Regions from separate parts of the Homo sapiens genome. Here region 2 is linked to region 1. The links are chromatin loops, found by intact Hi-C in ENCODE. Cell type or tissue: heart right ventricle. All regions are shown on one strand. Each heading gives the region's core, and the rest is flanking DNA. Links, peaks and the distances in the headings are about the cores only.

The links. Peaks named below come from ENCODE experiments on the same cell type or tissue, not always from the same donor. Only the 100,000 strongest peaks of a DNase experiment are listed, where the experiment ranks them.
Region 2: it touches region 1 in a loop (2.4-fold over the local background); 34 of 110 quality-filtered maps call a loop at or near these places.

Annotation. Positions count from the first base shown.
Region 1 is chr3:19,885,910-19,891,296 of GRCh38, reverse strand. EFHB (EF-hand domain family member B) reads left to right here. Exons shown (of 13, transcript NM_144715.4): 10 at 2,646-2,853. Among named protein-coding and RNA genes, the nearest start is that of EFHB, 46 kb to the left of the region's middle. RefSeq lists an enhancer at 4,070-4,239. In heart right ventricle, for the core only: no CTCF peak of the experiment used is centred there; a DNase peak (open chromatin) is centred at 2,012; H3K4me3 peaks cover 804 bases; H3K27ac peaks cover 1,361 bases.
Region 2 is chr3:19,939,793-19,945,179 of GRCh38, reverse strand. It overlaps a transcript of EFHB not described here and the pseudogene HSPA8P18. Among named protein-coding and RNA genes, the nearest start is that of RAB5A, 4.6 kb to the left of the region's middle. In heart right ventricle, for the core only: no CTCF peak of the experiment used is centred there; no DNase peak of the experiment used is centred there.

The sequences.
Region 1 (5,387 bases), core at 119-5,118:
ATAGTTTGAGGCTGGGAGTTTGAAACCAGCCTGGGTAACATAGTGAGACTCCATCTCTACAAGTAAACACAAATAGTTAGCCAGGAGTGGTAGTGCCAGCTACTCAGTAGGCTGAGGCAGGAGGATCACCTGAGCCCAGGAGTTTGAGGCTGCAGTGAACTATGATTGTGCCACTGCATTCCAGCCTGCACAACTGATTGATAGCCTGTCTCAGCAGCAGCAGCAATAACAACAACAAAAATATTGCTACTCTTTTACACGTAAAGCTGAGATGTTACTGGGGTTGGGCTGGCTGCATTCTTGAATATGCCATTTCCATTTGACATATGAGGCTTGTTTGCTCCTTTTTCATTTTGTTAGTCATTTAGTCCAAGTTGGCCGGCCTCAAAATGATTATTGGCTGGAGAGTCAGAAGGCCTCCATGGGTCCAGTGTTCAGTTTCCAGAAGAGCTCAGTGACAGGCTAATAGCTGCTTTTCAAAAGAGGTCTACCTGGTAATTATGTTAGGGAGGCAATAAGTCCTAAACTTCACGGTGCACCTCCAAGTGAAGGTTGCCTTTCTTTTCCAGAGGCTCTAATTGGCAAAACCACCAGTTATAGACTTGTAACTCAAAGGAGTCATTAGGGTTATGGGGTCCCAAAGGTAATAACAATTGTCTATACATGGCTCTTCTTGATCAGGATAATCCCCTCTGTCACATATGAACATTCACTCTACAGACATGGAAAGCATCAATACCAATTAAATATTCAGGCTTGGAAGCCGTAGCAATAATACATGGTTATCTTTAATTCTTCTCTGCAAACTGTGCCCAAACCCCATTAACTGAATTCGGACATCCTTCCCTACCATCCTCTCCCAGGACTGACTATGATGATGACTTTGGGAACTGTATCCAAACCATAAAAATGTGAGAATCTCACCCCACTGAACAGATGCATCCCTCTTGAAGACCTGGAGCCCTTGGTCCTACTTCTAATCATCTTTCTCCCTAAAGCGGATGAGATCAGGGCTTGGGGGAGGGAGGGATTAAGGGTGCAGAGGGAGAGAATGGCTTTGCACTAGTAAGTAAGAAATATTTACTTTGATTTTGAGTGGCATGGTGGTGGCATGGTAGCTCCATGAAACAAACCACCAGTGTTTTCAGTGCACACAAAGCCCTGCATATTAGGCGGTAATTTATCGTTGACAGCATCTGTTTCAGTTTTGGGGCTCTCTTGATTCAACAGCCACATCCCGCATTGCTTTTCAGCTAGGATGAGTGTGGGTTTGCATTTTTGGTTGTAGTAGAGACTTTTGTTTGTTTTTGAGATGGAATTTCACTCTTGTTGCCCAGTCTGGAGTGCAATGGCGCAGTCTCGGCTCACTGCAACCTCGGCCTCCTGGATTCAAGCGATTCTCCTGCCTCAGCCTCCCGAGTAGCTGGGATTACAGGCATGTGCCACCACGCTGGCTAATTTTGTATTTTCAGTAGAGACGGGATTTCTCCGTGTTGGTCAGGCTCCCAAAGTGCTGGGATTACAGGCATGAGCCACCGTGCCTGGCCTGTAGTAGAGACTTTTATAAAGGAGTCTGCTTTAATCCAGGGCATTTGCAGCTGTATTGTCAAGATCATATATTTTAAGTTCTCATTCTGTTTGAATACAAGGGTTAAGTAGGGAAGTTTTCCAGGGCTGTGGGTCTGACTGCAAGAATTTATAATTCATCGAGTCAGTTTCTCGTTCTCCAGGGGATTGCCTCCATCAGCATTGTAAATCCAGTCCTGGGCAGTAAGAGCTTAAATACTACGCAGTGACTCATTTATGATTCCTCTTGGGAGTTATTTCCTCTCAGGGAAGTCTCTCTGAGGGGGCCAAAGCTCCCTTATAGCAGGAAGAATTCACTGCAGAAACAAACAAGAAAACTGGGACCTTTGCCATCATCTCTGAATGGATTTAAGGTTGGCTTGATAGACTGCAGGAGGGACTGAGTGCTAAGATGTCCCAGCTGTTGACATTCTTCCTTAACGAACATTGTGTGCTCTGCCCCTTCATCTCCCAAGTGAATCAGCCAGTTTCTGCTGAGAGCCCTTATACATTTCCCTCTGTTCATACTCAGTGTAGGTACTTCTGTCTTTAACTGCTGTCTGAAAGGAGGTGAGACTTTTTCCCTCCACCCTCCTCCCCCTACTTACCAGGATGAATCTTAGTGTTACTTGTTTCAATGGGGCTGACCATCAGATTGGTAGCATTTCCCTCTTGCCCATAGGAGTGTTATGAAAACCAGACCACTGTCTTTGAACCCACCTCCGTGAACTTGTCCTGCAACTATCTCCCCAATTTCTCCTTAATAACAGGCAATGAAATGAAGGGCCATTTATTGCCAGGTTAAAACACAGAAGGTATTAAAAACTTTGTAAGGATAAAAATTGTAGAGAGCTGTCAAAAGTACACACCTATTGGTCATATGAAATGTCAAGCCCATATCATGGTAATAATGCTCTACCACGGTCTAACCAGCGTATTTGACTCCTCTTCTGTGAAAATTGAGACAAATTTGAATTTATGTGATGAAGCTATTTCTTTTTTCTTAAACTAAATAATGTTGCCTACTCTGCTCTTGAAGACAACTCCCATTTTATGTTCTTTTGCTTCCTGTATAACAGAAGGGAGATGGGATGATAGATAAAGACGAGCTGCAGGAAGCTTGTGACCAGGCCAACTTGAGTTTAGATGACAAGCTCCTGGACCAGCTATTTGACTACTGTGATGTGGATAATGATGGCTTCATTAACTATCTGGAATTCGCAAATTTTCTTAACTGGAAAGACAAAATGCTTCTTAAAGAGTATGAAGAGAGGGTCATTATTAAAGGTATTTAATTTTTGAAGGTTTGATGAATTATTATTTTTTTAAATTTTAAAATTTATTATTATTATTTTTAATACAGACGAGGTCTCACTATGTTGCCCAGGCTGGTCCTACTTGCCCTTGAACTCCTGGGTTCAAGGGATTCTCTTGCTTTGGCCTCCCAAAGTGCTGGGATTATTGGTGTGAGCCAGCATGCTTAGCCATTTGCTGAATTCTTAAATGGACTTCTGTATTTTAATTTTTCTAAGAGCTCAGCTATATTCAACTTTAATATTATATGAAAAATAAAAATATACATTTATACATGGTTTTTATTTGCTTGTTTATGCATGGAATATCTGTAGTAGTGTAGGAAAGAATCAATAATATTTATTATTTCCAGGAAGAGGCAGTTGGATGGCTGAGGGACAGGGTGGCAATGAGATTCACTTTTTAATCTATATTTTTGTATCTTTTGAGTTTGGAACCATGTATTATTTATTCAAAAAAATTAAAAGCACAAAACTTACACTGAAGCTCAAAATATAAAAGACAGTTTCTCAGAAACCTGTTTAAAAACGATTATCTGAGTAGTTAATTCCCTTTCCCAGGAAACACACAATTTGACATAAAATTAGATTTTAAAAATTTTGTATAAAAAGGAAAAACAGCATAATCTTTACTTTTGATTCAAATGTTATAATGTTTACATCAAGCTTGTCCAACCCTTGGTTCAAGACAGCTTTGAATGCTGCCCAACACAAATTTGTAAACTTTCTTAAAACGCTATGAGATTTTTTTGCGACATTTTGTTTTTAAGCTCATCAGCTGTCCTTAGTGTTAGTGTACTTTATGTGTGGCCCAAGATAAGTCTTCTTCCAGTGAGGTCCAGGGAAGCCAAATGGTTGGATACCTCTGGCCTACATTTTATCTTTCTGTATCATTACATATATAGATATACATATATACATATGTGTATATGTATATATTTTAAGCATGTCTAAAATAACACTGAACATACTATATAAGGCTTTTTAAAATTTAACTTTCGCATTTCTCTTCTTCCTTTTTTTTTTTTTTTTTTTGATAGGGTCTTGCTCTGTTGCCCAGGCTGGAGTGCAGTGGTGTGATCTTGGCTCACTGCAATCTCTACCTGCCGGGTTCAAGTGATTCTCGTGCCTCAGCCTCCAGAGTAGCTGGGATTATGGCAGGTGTGTGCCACCATGCCTGGCTAATTTTTTGTATTTTTAGCAGAGACAGGGTTTCACCATGTTGCCCAGGCTGGTCTCGAACTCCTGGCCTCAAGTGATCCTCCTGTCTTGGCCTCCCAAAGTGCTAGGATGACCGACAAGAGCCAACATGCCCAGCCAGCTTTCATATTTCTAAGGAATGAAGAAATGCTTTTTTGGTTTCTATGAACTACATTTCAGTTCCCTCATGCTGATATATTATGATTTACTAAACCATTTCTTCACTCTATGAAATTTAGGCTGTTTCTAGATATTTTAAAAGTAATATGCACAATGCTATAATGATCATATCTCAAAAAGCTTTTTATTTCTCATTTCTTATGAATGTTATTATTGTCTCAGAAGTAACTCTATTTTCATTTTGCTTTTCTAAATGATTTTACTGATTTGCAATTTTATCAGCTAAGTCTGTGAGGTTTTACTCCAATCTCACTACCATTGAGTGTTATTTCAAACAAAAATTCTTACATTGTTGTACTTTAGTTGGTTTATAATAATACCTCATTTGCCTTGCTTTTTTTTTTTTTTTTTTTTTTTTTTTGAGACAGTGTCTCACTCTGTTTGCCCAGGCTGGAGTGCAGTGGTGCAATCATAGCTCATTGCAGCCTTGAACTCCTGGGCTCAAGTGATTCACCTGCCTCAGCCTCTTGAGTGGCTGTGTTGCCCAGGCTGGTTGTGAACTCCTGGCTTGAGGGATCCTCCCTCCTCAGACTCCCAATATGCTGGGATTACAGGCATGAGCCACTGCATCCAGCCTACCTTAATTTTTGTATCTTAATTATTAGAGGTTCAGCTTTTTAAAAAGATATTTACATTTTTATTTTCTCTCGGGATGTCTCTCTTCTAAAAAGTGGAGATACTACTATTTTCACTTTTATTCTTGGGTCATGCCTTTCTGTGAAGTCAAAACCAAATTTTGGTCTCTCTTGATGATGCGAGCCCTTATGGGTTAGCCTTTCTATTCTATCCACTAGGAAAGCATCAGAATCTTCCCTACCTAATGAAGCTTTTTATAGAAAACAGCTCTACTCCAACCCTTTCATAAACAGGGGTGACAGAGCTTCCTTCTTGGCACAACTCATGAAGTAGTGGTAGAAAGCAAAAGCTTATTTCAGACCAGATAATTCTTCAAATTGTTTCTGGTTTTTGGATGCTGATTTCTTCAGCCATTTTAAATGGAGTTTTTAAGGATTTTCATCTTCTATGATTTTAGGGTAGAAACTGTCAAGTTTGTAGTCAGTAGGTCTAGAGGGGGCCCAGGAATGTTCTGCCAAAATTTTTCTGATACCAAATTCTATCTTACTGTTG
Region 2 (5,387 bases), core at 186-5,185, 54 kb before region 1:
TGTGTGTTGCCATCTTGGTATCTGATCACTTTATTTTCTCCACATGGAACACTATCATTGCCCATAACTGCTGGCTCCGTCTTAGCCAGGACACCAGTTCCTTTGGACCGCATCTGCAGATACTTCTACTGGATTCAATTATTATTTTTTCTGTAATTTCACAATACTTTGCCTTACTCTGTATAATGGCTGTCTTAAAATCTGCCTTATTTTAATAGCTAATGAGCACCTGGACTTTTCTCCTTAGCCTTTCATTGAATTATAAGGTTTTTAAGGGCTGTGACCATCAGTTATTCATCATTTCAGTTCTTCACAGAAGACCCTTGACTGCTATAATAGGGACCCCCAAAGTATTGGTGAACTTAATTACATTTAGAATCACGAACATTAAGAAGACCTCACAATGAAAAACATTTGATGCTGAAATTTATAAATTGCAAAAAACTCCCTATTTCATCGTTCCAGTATGTTGCTTCTTCACTCGTTCCTGTTTAGTGATTTTGTCTTCACCTCCTTCATGAATACTTTTCACAATATTTTACAGTTTAGTCATAATGTTTGCCTGGAAGAGTGCTGCCCTGGTGGCTGGCATTTCTAAAGATCCGGTAGTAGTTTTAGAGAAATTGAAATGACACAGTAAAGCTCTGTTGTTTTATTGCCACTTGCAATATGCCTATGTTTTCTTTTTCATAGCCCCAGATAACTGAGGAGGACTGATAATTGTATATATTTTAGTGTCAAATGTGGAGTCCTACCAGTTGATAGAACTTGTTAAGGAAGGTACAAAATGGATAAATAATCATGAAGACTTAAACACTGTCTTTGATGCTTATACTGCCCTCAAATCTCTAAATACTCAATAACAAATTCCCAGTGGCAGGTGTCTCTCTACCATTCACAGGATCCCATAACCTTTTCCTTCTCTTCCAGGAAATCTGTCCTCCCTTGTGTAGCTAAAGAATGAATCTTTGCATAGATGATAATGAATGGTTACATTTACTTTTAACTGGAACTGTCTGGAGACAATTCAAAATTTTTCCTGGAGACAAACCAACGGTAACTCTAACATTGGCGTAGTAGCAAGTCAGTGAATAAAAGGCTGTGAAAACTTAAGCTAGTCATGTTTCAAAAGCTTGTGTCTTTGGAGGGCATCATTCAGGCTTCAGCTCAAATGTCATCTACCTAAGGGACTTCTAAGCCCACTAATTCTAAATGCTTTGTTACATATCGAAGTAGTCTGTTGTCTTCATAACAGCACTGTTTGATATGATATTATGCATTGTCTTCATAACACTTAGCACCATTTGATATGATATTACGCATCGTTCCACTTAATGGTTATCTATCCCTACTAGAATATAAGCTCCATGAGATAGGGGTTGGGTTATACAGTCAGTCCATCTGCTTGTGATTGGTTCTTGGACACTCCCTTATTCCCCCACCATATGGGTACCAAAATTTGCAGATGCTCTAGTCTCATGTAAAATGGTGTAGTATTTGCATGTAGGCTATTCTGTATGCTTTAAATCATCTTCAGATTACTTACAATAAGTAATACAATGTAAATGATATGTAAATAGTTGTATTTTTTTAATTTGTATTATTTTGTGTTTTTTTCATTTTTTAACTCAAATACTTTCGATGGAATACAGAGGGCTAACTGTATTCCCAACACTGACACAAAATAGGGAGGGACTCAATACCTGTTTGTAGAATGAATGAATGAATTGAATGAGCCCTTACCTGGATTTACATACTGCAAAGTCATTTGAAGAATTTATGGGGATTTATTGAATGCTGTGGCCACTTTTGGGGTTCCTATGTCTTTCTTCAGAATCCAATCCGGCCTACATGCAAACAACCCTGTTTAAAGGACCTGCAGTTGGTATTCATCTTGGCACCATCTACTCTTGTGTGGGTGTTTTCCAGCATGTAAAAATAGAGGTAATTGCCAATGATCAGGGAAATTGAATCACTCCAAGCTATGTCACCTTTACTGATACTGAACAATTGCTCAGTGATGCCACAAAGAATCAAGTTGCAATGAACCCCATGAACACAGTTTTTGATGCCAAATCTGATTGCTGATTGGACACAGACTTGATTATGCTGTTGTCCAGTCTGATATGAAGCATTGGCCCTTCATGGTAGTGAATAATGTTGGCAGGCCCAAGGTCCAAGTAGAATACAAGGGAGAGATAAAAAAAACTTCTGTCCAGAAAGGTGTCCTCTAGGGCCATGGACTGGTACTGGACTGTGGCCTGTTAGGAACTGGCTGCCCAGCAGGAGGTGAGTGGCAGCAAGTCAGTGAAGCTTCATCTGTATTTACAGCTGCTCCCCATCATTCACATTACCACCTGAGCTCCCCCTCCTGTCAGATCAGTGGCAGCATTAGATTCTCATAGGAGTGTGAACTCTATTGTGAATTGCACACACAAGGGATCTAGCACTTCTTATGACAATCTAATGCCTGATGATCTGTCACTCTCTTCCATCACCTCCAGATGGGACCGTCTAGTGGCAGGAAAACAAGTTCAGGGCTCCTACTGATTGTACATTATGGTGAGTTATATAATTATTTCATTATATATTACAATGTAATAATAATATAAAGTGCACAATAAATGTAATGTGCTTGAATTGTCCTAAAACTATCTTCCCCCGATCCTACCCCCTGCAACTTGGTCTGTGGAAAAATTGTCTTCCATGAAACTGGTCCCTGGTGCCAAAAAGGTTGGGGACAGCTGCTCTGTTATTCTGACAAAGATGAAGGAAATGGCAGAAGCCTACCTTGGAAAGAGTGTTACCAATGCTGTGGTCACAATATCAGCTTGGTTTAATGATTCTCAGCATCAAAGCTACCAAAGATGCTGGAACTATTGCTTATCTCAATGTACTGAGAATTATCAATGAGCTAACTGCTGCTTCTATTGCTTATGCCTTAGGCAAAAGGTTGGAGCTCAATGAAATGTGCTGATCTTTGACCTTAGAAGTGGTACTTTTAAATTTTTATTTATTTATTTTCTTGAGATGGATTCTCGCTCTGTCACCCAGGCTGGAGTGGTGCGATCTCGGCTCACTGCAATCTCTGCCTCCCAGGTTCAAGTGATTCTCCTGCCTCAGCCTCCTGAGTAGTTAGGATTACAGGTGCCCACCACCACGCCTGGGTAATTTTTTTTGTATTTTTAGTAGAGACGTGGTTTCACCATGTTGGCCAGGCTGGTCTCAAACACCTGACTTCAGGTGATCTGCCCCCCCTCAGCCTCCCAAAGTGCTGGGATTACAGGTGTGAGCCACTGTTCCTGGCCTTTTTTTTTTTTTTTTGATGGAGTCTCACTCTTGTTGCTCATGCTGGAGTGCAGTGGCGCAATCTTGGCTCACTGCAACCTCTGCCTCCCGGGTTCAAGCGATTCTTGTGCCTCAGCCTCCCGAGTAGCTGGGATTACAGGCATGCACCACCATGCCCAGCTAATTTTCGTATTTTTAGTAGAGACGGGGTTTTTCCATGTTGGCCAGGCTGGTCTTGAACTCTTGACCTCAGGTGATCCGCCTGCCTCAGCCTCCCAAAGTGCTAGGATTACAGGCGTGAGCCATTGCGCTTGACCTGGAAGTGGCACTTTTAATGTGTCAGTCCTCACTGTTGAGGATGGAATCTTTGAGGTGAAATCTACAGCAGGAGACACCCACTTAGGTGGAAAACACTGACAACCAAGTGGTCCACCATTTTATTGCTGAGTTCAAGTACAAGCATACAAAGGACATCAGTGAGAATAAGAGAGCTGTCTGACATCCCCATACTGCTTGTGAACATGCTAAGTACACTCTTTCTTGAGCAGCCAGGCTAGTATTGAGATCCATTTTCTCTATGAATGAATCAATGTCTATACCTCTTACACATGCCCTATTTGAAGAACTGAATGCTGACCTGTTCTGTGACACCTGGACCCTATAGAGAAAGCCCTTCAAGACACCAAACTAGACAAGTCACAGATTCATGATATTTTCCTGGATGGTGGTTCTACTTTTATCCCCAGGATTCAGAAGCTTCTCCAAGACTTTTTCAATGGAAAAGAACTGAATAAGAGCATCAGCCCTAATGAAGCTGTTGCTTATGGTGCAGCTGTCCAAGCAGCCATTCTGTCTGGCAACAAATCTGAAAATGCTCAAGATTTGTTGCTCTTGTATGTCATTCTTCCTTCCCATGGTATTGAAACCGATGGTGTAGTCATGACTGTTCTCATTAAGCATAATACTACCATTCCTTCCAAGCAGACAGACCTTCACTACCTACTCTGACAGGCAGCCTGATGTGCTTATTCAGGTTTATGAAGGTGAGCATGTCATGACCAAGGATAGCAACCTGCTTGGCAAGTTTCAACTCACAGGCATACCTTTGGCACTCCAAGGTGTTCCTCACATTGAAGTCACATTTGATATTGATGCCAATGGCATCTTCAGTGTCTCTGCTGTGCACAAGAGTACAGGAAAAAGAACAAGATTACTGTCACTAATGACAAGGGCCATTTTAGCAAGAAAGACATTAAATGTGTGGTCCAGGAGGCTGAATAGTACAAAGCTGAAGATGAGAAGCAGAGACAGGTGTCATCAAAGAATTCCCTTGAATCCTATGAATTCAACATGGAAGCAACTGTTGAAGATGAGAAACTTCAAGGCAAGATTCACGATGAAGACAAACAGAAGATTCTTGTCAGGCGTAATGAAATTATTAACTGGATAGATAAGAATCAGGCTGTTGAGAAGGAAGAATTTGAACATCAGCAGAAAGAGCTGGAGAGAGTCTGCAATCCCATCATTACAAAGCTCTAGCAGAGTGCAGGAGGAATGCCTAGGGGATTCACTGTTGGTGGATCTCCTCCCTCTGATGGTGCTTTCTCAGGGCCCAACACTGAATAAGCCAGCCCAAGTACAGATGTAGCATTGTTCCACACACTTAAAACACTGAAGGACCCAAATATGTAGCAAATTCTGTGGCAGTTTTTTTTCTTTTTTGATCAGTCAATGTAGTTTAATTTTTCCCAGTCAAAATTTGCCTAAAAAGGCCTGTAATCTCATAAAAAAAGAAGTACATAGAAAGTAAGCCTTTAAAGGAATTGGACAGATCATTCCAAACTGGGGCAGGAAATTGAGTAGTCTTCATGAGGAAGGTGGTGTTTGAGAGATGTCGGAAGATGGCTGAGTCAATAGGGGCAGTGGGCCTTAAACTCCTGTAGAGGAGATACAATCAAATCTATAACACTAAGTTGTTGGAGGGTGCCAGAGTGTCATCCATGCCAGTTCAATATCAATTGTTCGGTTTTACAGTGGTTTATCAAAGCCTTTTTTAGATCAGACCCTGTGCATTCTATTAGAAGGCTTGCTCTTCAAGG